Regions from separate parts of the Homo sapiens genome. Here region 2 is linked to region 1. Evidence: chromatin loops called from intact Hi-C (ENCODE). Cell type or tissue: K562. All regions are shown on one strand. Links, peaks and the distances in the headings refer to the core of each region. The heading gives the core; the rest is flanking DNA.

Region 1 (5,378 bases), core at 107-5,106:
GGAATTTGTCAATTCTTTAGACTCAAAGCTCTCACCCAGTGGGGTGGTTCACGCCAGTAATCCTAGCACTTTGGGAGACTGAGGCGGGAGCATTGCCTGAGCCCAGGAGTTCGAGACCAGTGTGGGCAACATGACGAAATCCCGTCTCAACAAAAAATACAAAAATTAGCCGGGCGTGGTGGTGCACGCCTGTAGTCTCCGCTCCTCAGGAGGCTGAGGTGAGAGGACCGCTTGAATCCAGGAAGCGGAGGCTGCAGTGAGCCGACATGGCGCCCCTGCACTCCCACCTGGGCACCAGAGCAAGACTCTGTCTGAAAACAAAACAAAACAAAACAAAACCAAGCAAAAACAAAAACAAAAAACAACAACAAAAAACCTCTGTGAAAGTCTGAGTCATTCCTCATTCCTCGCCCCCCCATACCCCGCCTCACCAAAAAGAGAACAGCTGAAAAAGGATAAGCTCGTCCCAGAAAGTCAGCATCAAGTATCTAATAAGCTTCGAAATCTCAAAATGTAACCCACGCGGGCACCCCGGGAGAGGCGGCGGGTACCACCCAAAGCACCCCCTCAGAACACCCGGAATTTGAGGCTGTGCCCCAGCCGCTATGCCAAAACGCTGAACAGGGCTGTGTTCCGCGGCTGCCCACCAGGGAAAACCAATAAATTCAAGAAAAAGTGCGGCCGCATAGATCTGTATCGCCGGAGCCCGGCGTCGCGAGCGCCGAGATTGTTTCCCAGCCACTCGAGGCTCCGGAAAGAACCGCGGGCCAGAGGGCAACCAGGCCCAGCCTCTTGACGCACTCTCGGCACAAGCCCAAGTCACCCCAACCCTGAGCCACCAAGAGCCACGGAGACGCCATGAGCCTCAGGATCACCTCACGTCTCCGGGACATCTTGAGCCCCTGAGACGACCTGAACCCTGGGCCATCTCGGTCCACCACGCCAAATTTCCCACCGGCGCGCTGAGCAATCGGCGGCAGATGGCCAATACCCAGAGGCCGCCCCCCGACACGCCCCGGTCAATGACTAGCCAATCCTGCCGCCCCTGAATGGCCACCTAAGTGGGTGCCATCCAGACTCTTGACAGAACTTGAGGCCCAAGCTAGCGGGCCAGTTGAGGCGAGGTCACTTTACCCTGTTCCTGGGTCCTCTCTGACATCGTGAGATGGCGGGGTCTGGCTCTGAGGCCCGAGACCTGAGGCCCGAGACCTGAGGCCTACGTCTGCGCCGCGGCTCTGAGGTAACTGCTTGGTAACTGTGTGGTAACTGCGTACACTCGTTGTCCGAGGCACAATGAGGCCCGGGCAGGAGCCTGGACCACGTCTCCGCGGCTGCGCAGTAGCGCTTGGCATGCGTGCGTGACTCCTGGGGGTCAAAGGGCCTCGCCCTCTCCCCCACTTTTGACCTACTTTCTTAAAGAGTCCCTTTTACAAAAATATACATATGTATGTATATATATATTTGTACTATATATGTGTGTGTGAATATATGTAGATATAGATACAGAAGTAGAGATAGAGATAGAGATAATGAACTGGAAGCCAACAGTGTAATTCTGCTCGTCCCAAAACGCACATCATAAAAAAAAAGTCCAATGTAAGAGACTTTCTAAATCTTCCTGCGGGACTCTCAAAGGCAGCCCTTCCTTTGCCGCACTCGGGGAGAGCCGGGAGGGAGGCGATCCGCCACCAGCCAAATCAGGGCCTTTCCTCTTAACGACCACGCGGCAAGGGGGCCGGGCCCTCGCACACCTCGATGGCCTCCCCCACTCCAAAGGGACTCCGATTTCGCAGGATCTCCCAACTTCCGCCTCTGTTCCCAACACCCTACGTGTTTCTCTTCCTCCTCGTTCAGACCCTCTAGTGTTTTCCAGGTTGCTTCCTCATATCCGATACCGGCTTTGGGAACAAATCCGAAAACAAGCCAACTTTGAAAATGTGCCCCTAATAAATACCTAGCAACCCCTCCCCTCCTTCCTGCCCCCTCTAGTAGTCTGCAGTGTATTGTTTCCATCTTTGTGTCCCTGTGTACCGGATCTTTAAGCTCCTGCTTACAAGTGAGAAGATTCGGTATGTGGTTTTCTGTTTCTGTGTTAATTCACTTATGAGAAAGGCCTCCAGCTGTGTACATGCTGCTGCAAAGGACATGGTTTTGTTCTTTGTTATGGCTGCATAGTATTCCATGGTGTATATGTACCACATTTTCTTTATTCAGTCCACCATTGATGGGCACCTAGATTGATTCCATGTCTTTACTATTGTCTTCACATCTTTCAAAACCTCTCTCGGTACTACATCTGTTCGAATAATACCTCCATCAAGACACTTTCCTATAGCCCCCTGGTAAGAAGGATCCCACAGCAGGTAATCTTCACGTCCCTATTAGTATTTAAATTACTTTGCCTGACATTATAAATCCTCGTCAACATGCCTCTCTCCTAAGTTCCTGGAGGACAGCACCATGTCTTATTTATATTTGAACACCACCTCCCTCACAAGATTCTAAGAATTAAATGTTATAAAATAGAAAGCACCCAGTGCCTGGAATTTGGGATCCATTTCTTCACTGTGTCAGTTACACAATGACTCTTGTGACTGTGTGTCTCCTCATTTGGGGGAAGGGTAAGAATTTCTTTACTTGTGAGAAGCAAAGGTGTATATTGTTAGGTAGAAACACAGACTTGTTTTGCTATCGTTCCAGAGTGTACATATGTGTAGGAGGATGCATAGAGAAACTGAGGGCTGAAATGGATACACTGTGCTGGTTACCAATGTGTTACCTCTCACCTCCAACTTCACCCACTTTTGCCGACTCTGTGAAAATGGATGTGGGCCCTTTAAATATTTTTCCCTTTGCCAGTGACACAATTTAAGCCTTTGGCAGTAGAAGGTGCTAAAAGGAGAATGTAGGAGGAAAGAGTTTTTTTGCCTCCTGGTTGACCTGTGCTCTCTGAGGACATTGATGCAAAGTGTAGCTTTCTCCTGCAGGAGAGGGCAGATTTCCAGTACTTTAAAGAGGGCATATTTGCAGCAAGTTCGTGAAGTTGCAAGGTTGGGTTTCCAGCAAATTCCAGAGAACAGATTTACAGCAAAGTCCACCAGTGCAGCCATTCAGTGAGTCTTAGACACTGTGTCTCAACCCTAAGGGTAGGGCCTGTTTCTTATACCTGTAATTTGTAAAGAATATTTTAGAGTTTTCTTATTAGCTAATCTCTCATTACTCCAGTCCTCTTTTATATTTAATATATTTTTCTTTTTTTTTTTCTGAGACAGGGTCTGGCTCTGTCATCCAGGCTGGAGTACAGTGACTCAATCATGGTTCACTGCAGCCTGGATCTCCCGGGTTCAAACGATCCTCCCACATCAGCCTCCCGAGTAGCTGGGACTACAGGCGTGCGCCACCATGCCCAGCTAATTTTAATTTTTTTTGTTGAGGTGGGGTCTCCCGATGTTGCCCAGGCTGGTCTCAAACTCCTGGGCTCAAGTGATCCTCCCACCTCGGCCTCCCAAAATGTTGGGATTACAGGCATGAGACACCACACCCAACCAATAATTCTTTACATTAAACTTTCCCTGTTCAAATTACTGCATGGTATTTCTCTTCATATTGGACCTGGAGGGATGCACCCACCTTTTGGGATTTCCTTTTAGCACACAGTACTCAACAGGTACACAAGTTTGTTCATGGACTGTAATTGAATAGCCAACAGATACTCAGTAATCCCCTTCAGTTTAATTTCTGGTCAGTCCTCTCCATTCATTTGCCTGACCTCTGTTCTCCATGGAAGGAGATGGGAGGGAGGGAAGAAACACTTTCCTACTGTCACACCTAAGACTGGTTTTCCATTTCCTGTCCTGCCTAAGCTACATTAACCTGAGCAGGGAAGAACCGCAGGCAAGGGAGGCTTCCCAGCGATGGGAGAAGTGAGAGGAGATGCTGCAAAGCTGTCTGTTCCCAGGTGCAAGCTGGACCACGGCAGCTACAGAGCAGGTATTTCTGTCAACAGCCAATACAGTCACGGCAATGTGGAGTTCCACAGACTGTAATTGTGGACTGGTGAACATCTTCTGAAAGACAACTTTTTAAAAAGCTGGATGCAATGTTTTTTAAATATTATAGCATTAGGCCGGGCGCGGTGGCTCACGCCTGTAGTCCCAGCACTTTGGGAGGCCGAGGCGGGTGGATCACGAGGTCAGGAGTTCAAGACCAGCCTGGCCAAGATGGTGAAACCTGGTCTCTACTAAAAATACAAAAATTAGCCAGGCGTGGTGGCAGGTGCCTATAGTCCCAGCTACTCGGGAGGCTGAAGCAGGGAATTGCTTGAACCTGGGAGATGGAGGTTGCAGTGAGCCGAGACCACGAAACTGCACTCCAGCCTGGGCGACAGAGCAAGACTCTGTCTTAAAAACAAAAGCATATATATATATATATATATATATATATATATATATATATATATACCATTAAAGAATATCATAAAGTTAACAATTACTGAGCTAAGATCTGAGAAAGACCCAAAACCTAGATAGGTGTGAGAAACTGAAAGCATTGCTTTTGTTCTTGGACATTTGCTGATGCAGAAGAGGCCAAAGGAGGCTGAGCTACACGTTGGGTGGTTTTGTGGGACTGAGGAACAAAAGTTGGAATCTGGGACCCACCAAAGGAGGAGAGTTTGCAAACCACCTCCCACCTCAAACTGGGATCACAAAGAGACAAATCTTCAGAGTAAAGGTAACCAAAAATTAACCACGTAGTCTCTAGATCAGCCTCATGTCACCTGCGAATTTAGCACTCCCAGGTGCCTGCATAAAGCAAGCAGATATTCTCTCTTGCAAAGATAATGGTAACTTATTTCTACAAAGAATTACTTATTTTATTTATTTATTTTCAAAGATATTCTTTTAAAAATTTTTTATTTCAATAGCTTTTGGGGTACAAGTAGTTTTTTGTTACAGGGATGAAATATATAGTGGTGAATTCTGAGATGTTACTGCATTCGTCACCCGAGTAGTGTACACTGTACCCAATCTGCAGAGTCTCACTCTGTTGCCCAGGCTGGAGTACAGTAGCACAGTCTCGGCTCACTGCAACCTCTGCCTCCCAGGTTCAAGTGATTCTCCTGCCTCAGCCTCCTGAGTAGCTGGGACTACAGGTGCGCGCCACCACGTTTGGCTTATTTTTGTATTTTTAGTAGAGACAGGGTTTCACTATGTTGGCCAGGCTGGTTTTGAACTCCTAACCTCTGGTGATCTGCCAGCTTCAGCATCCCAAAGTGCTGGGATTACAGGTGTGAGCCACTGCAGTTTTTTTAATTCCACACCGTCCTCCCACTCTCCTTTTTCTGAGTCTCCAATGTCCATTATACTACTCTGCATGCC
Region 2 (5,378 bases), core at 223-5,222, 160 kb after region 1:
GTGTGGGACTAGTTTACTTATAATTACCAGCTGATTGGACTGGAACCTATACACTTGTTTATTTAGCCTCCGATATCAATATAGCTCCCAAGAACCAATCCCTCATTATACCTTTAACTGCAACCGCCAGACACAAACGAGCCATCCAACTCCTACCCCTTTTGGTAAGCCTAGAAATAACAGCGGGAGTAGGAATGGGAGTTGGTGGGCTTGCAACTTCCCTGTCCTATCACCAATGCTTGTCCAAGGGTCACAGAACTCTCGCCCCACTCTGTCTAGTGGAGGGTGGCTTCTTGATGGCCGGTGGTAGGGTCTTCACCTGGAACTGGCTGGAAACCTTGTCGCAGGATCATCTGAAGCTTGATGGTCTCTAGGCAAGAGGAAATGAATTCGGTTAAGAGATTTAACAAAGATGGTCCAGGCCAGGCACGGTGGCTCATGCCTGTAATCCCAACACTTTGGGAGGCTGAGGTGGGCGGATCACCTGAGGTCAGGAATTTGAGACAAGACTGGCCGATATGGTGAAACCCTGTTTCCACTAAAAATACAAAAATTAGCCAGGCATGATGGCACGTGCCTGTAATCCCAGCTACTCCAGAGGCTGACACAGGAGAATTGCTTAAACGTGGGAGGTGGAGGTTACAGTGAGCTGAGATCATGCCATGGCACTCCAGCCTGGGCAACAGAGCAAGACTTCGTCCCAAAATAAATAAATAAATAAAGTCCAAAAACCAAAACCAAGACAAGTGTAATAATTAATAATTGGCCAGCCAGAGGAAGGAGCCATGAACTTAGCATTTTTGACCAGGAGCCCCATGACTCAGACAAGCTTTCAGACAGCTTGGAAGATACACAATCAAATAGACTCCTTAGCAGCAGTTGCTTTACAAAATAGAAGGGGACTGGATCTCCTAACTGCTGAAAAAGGTGGCTTATGTCTTTTCCTAGAAGAATGCTTTTTTATATCAATCAATCAGGATTAATAAGAGATGACACCAGAAAACTAGCCAATTGGGCCTCTAAGGTACGACAACAGCTGTCCAAGTCATGGGGCTCCTGGCCAAAAATGCTAAGTAGGGGTTCATGGCTCCTTCTGCTGGCTGGCCAATTATTAATGATTATACTTGTCTTGGTTTTTGGACCATGTTTGTTAAATCTCTTAACCAATTTCGTTTCTTCTTGCCTAGGGACCATCAAACTTCAGATGATCATGCAACAAGGTTTCCAGCCAGTTCCAGCTGAAGACACTACTGTTGGCCATCAAGAAGCCACCCTGTCTCCACTAGACAGAGAGCGGCGAGAGTTCTGTGATCCCCAATGGTAGGGACTACACCCCAAGTCAGCTGGAAGCAGTCACATAAGAAAGACCATTGGTCCCTCTGCCTCCCATAAAAATGTATGGGGATCACATCTCTCAGTGGGGAAATGAGGCAGGAGAATAGGGTCTGGAGGCAGGGAACCCAAGGCCAATTCACACTGACTTCCTAGTACTGAATCAAAAGGAAAACCCCACCTCTCCACACCCAAGTAACAAAAGGATCAGCGGCTACTCCCTTACCACTGCGTCACAGATGAAAAATGGAAAGCACCTCTGATTGGTCCCCTCCCGCGACCAATCAGACTGATTGCAGGCCAAGTTGTTTGTTTGTTTTTTTTTTTTTTTTGAGACAGGGTCTCACTCTGTCGCCCAGGCTATAGTGCAGTGGTGCGATCTCCGTTCACTGCAACCTCCACCTCCTAGGTTCATGCAATTCTCTTGCCTCAGCGCAGCCTCCCAGGTAGTTGGGACTATAGCGCGTGTTACCACGCCTGGCTAAATTTTGTATTTTTAGTAGAGATGGGGTTTCACCATGTTGGCCAGGCTGGTCTCGAACACCCGCCTCAGCCTCCCAAAGTGCTGGAATTACAGGCGTGAGCCACTGCCTTTGTAACTTCACTTCAGCCTCTGATTGTTCGCCTCCCATGACCAATCAGACTAGTCGTTGGCCAAGTCTTCATTTACATAGGGTATAACCAAGTAGCCAATGGGAAACCTCTAGAGGTTATTTAAACCCCAGAAAATTCTGTAACCAGTGCTCTCAAGCCACTTGCTTGAGCCTGCTGCCATTCTGGAGCATACTTTCGTTTCAGTAAATCTGTCCTTTTGTTGCTTCATTCTTTCACTGCTTCGTTTGTGCGTTTTGTCCAATTCTTTGTTCAAAACGCCAAGAACCTGGGCAACTCCAGTGACAGGACTACTGTGATTGATTGACATGCTGGCTACTTCATCCTGGATTACCTATCCCATTTCTGTCTGTAATTTGCTCTTAGACCCTGAGCCCCCTCATTTGTCCAGCCAAACTATCTCTCCAGCTCCCCAAAGAAAGTTGTCCCAAGCTAGGAAGGGATCAGTACCAAGTCTTTCCTCCTGGCTAGCTAGCCACTTATAACTACCTGATTCTGCCCCCACTAAATACTGGGATATGACTATAAGATGCTGGAACAGGTGTAGGTAAAGTATTTAGAGAGTTAAGCAGGCCAGAAGTGATGGCTCACACCTGTAATCCCAGCTCCTTGGGGGGCCAAGTCAGGAGGATTGCTTGAACTCAGGAGTTCGAGACCAGCCCGGGCAAAATAGTAAGCCCTCATCATGCAAAAAAATTTAAAAATTAGCTGGATGTGGTGGTGCATGTCTTCAGTCCCAGCTACTGGGGAGGCTGAGGCAGGAGGATCACTTGAGCCGGGAGTTCAAGGCTGCAGTGAGCTATGATCGGCCACTGCATTCCAGCCTGGGCAAGCCCCTGCCTTAAAAAAAAAAAAAAAAAAAATGTTGGGCAGGATGTGGTGGCTCACACCTGTAATCCCAGCACTTTGGGAGGTTGAGGCAGGAGGATCACTTGAGTCTAGGAGTTCGAGGCTGCAGTGAGCCATGATCAAACCACTGCACTCCAGCCTGGGCGACAGAGAGAGACTGTATCAAAACAAAAACAAAAGGAAAGAAAAGAATTTTGCAGCTTCTGCAGGAAGCCACCACCCATCACCACAGTGAGGAGGAAACTCACCGGATGCCTGCACAGGGAATGCCACGGGGCCAGTGCTACACTGCGCCCATCAAGTGAGTCCCAGCAGTGAGGAGAAACAAAGCAGCAAACAGGAAGCAGAAAAGTCCTTCAGTGCCCCCTATTGGCAGAGTATAACATGGAGCCGGCTGCCAAAACACAAAATGTAGGTTGCGCAGGTGCAGCTCCAGTATTACAAAGTAGGGAAAAGACTGACAATATCAGGTTCTGATAATGTGGAGCATAGGAACTGTCATATGCCTCGGGTGGGAGTGTAAATTAGTACAACTACTTTGGAAAACAATTTGGCATTATCTTTTTTAAACAACTTTTTAGGCCAGGTGCAGTGGCTCATGCCTGTAATCCCAGCACTTTGGGAGGCTGAGGCAGGCAAATCACCTGAGGTCAGGAGTTCGAGACCAGCCTGGCCAGCATATAGTGAAACCCCATCTCTGCTAAAAAATACAAAAATTAGCCGAGTGTGGTGGCACACACCTGTAGTCCCAGCTACTTGGGAAGCTGAGGCAGGAGAATTGCTTGAACCTGGGAGGCAGAGGTTGTAGTAAGCTGAGATTGCGCCACTGCATTCCAGCCTAAGTGACAGAGCAACACTCTGTCTCTAAAAAAAAAAAAAAAAAAATTTAAACAACTTTTTTGCCTGGAAGTCTCACACCCAAGTAACTGGATATGAGCTCAGTTTGGCATTATCTAATAAAGTTGAAGAGAGCATAGCCTGTGGGCAGTTCTACCCTATGTCTATGCCCCAGAGAAACATGTGTATGCACATTGTACATCAAGGTAAGTGTTTAAGAATCTTTCCAGGTGCAGTGGCTCATGCCTGTAATCCCAGCACTTTGGGAGGCCAAGGTGGGTGGATCGCTTGAGTCCAGGAGTTCGAGACCAGCCTGGGCAACATAGGGAGACTCTGTCTCTATTTTAAAAATACAAAAAATTAACTGGGTGTGGTGTCACATACCTGTAGTCCGAGCTACTCAGGAGGCTGAGGGAGGATCACCTGAGCCCAGGAGGTTGAGGCCACAATGAGCTGTGATAGCACAACTGCACTCCCACCTAGGCAACAGAACGAGACCCTGTCTCTAAAAAACAAAAAAAACTTCATAACGGCATAATTTATAATAACCCCAAATGGAAAACCCGAAGTCCATCTATAGTAAAACGCAAATTAAATTGTGGCATACTCGTTCAATAGAATGAATACTCTATAGAATGAAAATACACAACTATACATTGAGACATGGATGATACCTCAAAATCATAATGTTCAGCAAAAGGAGAGAGAGAGAGAACGAATCCAAAGGGTAAGACTCCATCCCATCCATACAATACTCAAATCCAGGATGCACACCTCAGTGTAAAACAAAAACAAACACATGTGAAAAACAAGAACTGGATTTATTATGAGTTAGGAGTTACCTCTGGGGAGGAGGTTAAGAGTCATGATCCAGGAGGTTACTTACATGTGGGGGAGTTCTGTAATATTCTGTTTTGTTGACATAGGTGACTTACATTAGATTGTTTCTTCCTTTAAAATAAAAAGTACATATGTTTAGTATGCATTTTTGTACATAGGTTATGTTTTGTAAGTTTTTGTGTGGTTTTTTTGTTTTGTTTTTTTTGAGACAGAATCTCACTCTACTGCCCAGGCTAGAGTGCAATGGCGAGATCTCAGCTCACCGCAACCTCTGCCTCTCGGGTTCAAGCAATTCTCCTGCCTCGGCCTCCCAAGTAGCTGGGATTACAGGTGGCTGCCACCACGCCAGGCTAATTTTTGTATTTTTAGTAGAGATGGGGTTTCACCATGTTAGCCAGGCTGGTCTCAAACTCCTGACCTCAGGTGATCCACCTGCCTCAGCCTCACGAAGTGCTGGGATTATAGATGTGAGATTACAGGGGTGAATCATATATCAATTTTTTAAATAAAATTTCAAAAGGAATGAATAGTATGAAAACAAATCATGTTAACTGAGTTTTAGGTAAAGATGACTACTTGTCAGAACCTAGGGGGCCGGGCATGGTGGCTCCATCTGTAATCCCAGCACTTTGGGAGGTGAAGGTGGGTGGATCACCTGAGGTCAAGGAGTTCAAGACCAGTCTGGCCAACATGGGGAAACCCTGTCTCTACTAAAAATACAAAAATTAGCTGAGCGTGGTGGTGCGTGCCTGTAATCCCAGCTACTCGGGAGGCTGAGACACAAGAATTGCTTGAACGTGGGAGGTGGAGGTTGCAGTGAGCCAAGATCACACCACTGCACTCCATCCTGGGCGACAGAGTGAGACTCTGTCTCAAAAAAAAAAAAAAAAAAGAGTAGACTATATTTG

Evidence for each region. A loop is a pair of places that touch in the nucleus more often than their neighbours do. Peaks named below come from ENCODE experiments on the same cell type or tissue, not always from the same donor. Only the 100,000 strongest peaks of a DNase experiment are listed, where the experiment ranks them.
Region 2: a loop joins it to region 1, with 4 times the contacts of the local background. A loop is called at or near these places in 3 of 110 quality-filtered maps.

The regions. Positions count from the first base shown.
Region 1 is chrX:18,219,592-18,224,969 of GRCh38, forward strand. It overlaps BEND2 (BEN domain containing 2), which reads right to left and starts at 1,295. Exons shown (of 14, transcript NM_153346.5): 1 at 1,135-1,295. The coding sequence starts at 1,159. In K562, for the core only: no CTCF peak of the experiment used is centred there; no DNase peak of the experiment used is centred there; H3K27me3 peaks cover 691 bases.
Region 2 is chrX:18,374,839-18,380,216 of GRCh38, forward strand. No RefSeq gene overlaps it. Among named protein-coding and RNA genes, the nearest start is that of SCML2, 23 kb to the left of the region's middle. In K562, for the core only: a CTCF peak has its summit at 3,157 (motif pointing left); no DNase peak of the experiment used is centred there; H3K27me3 peaks cover 374 bases.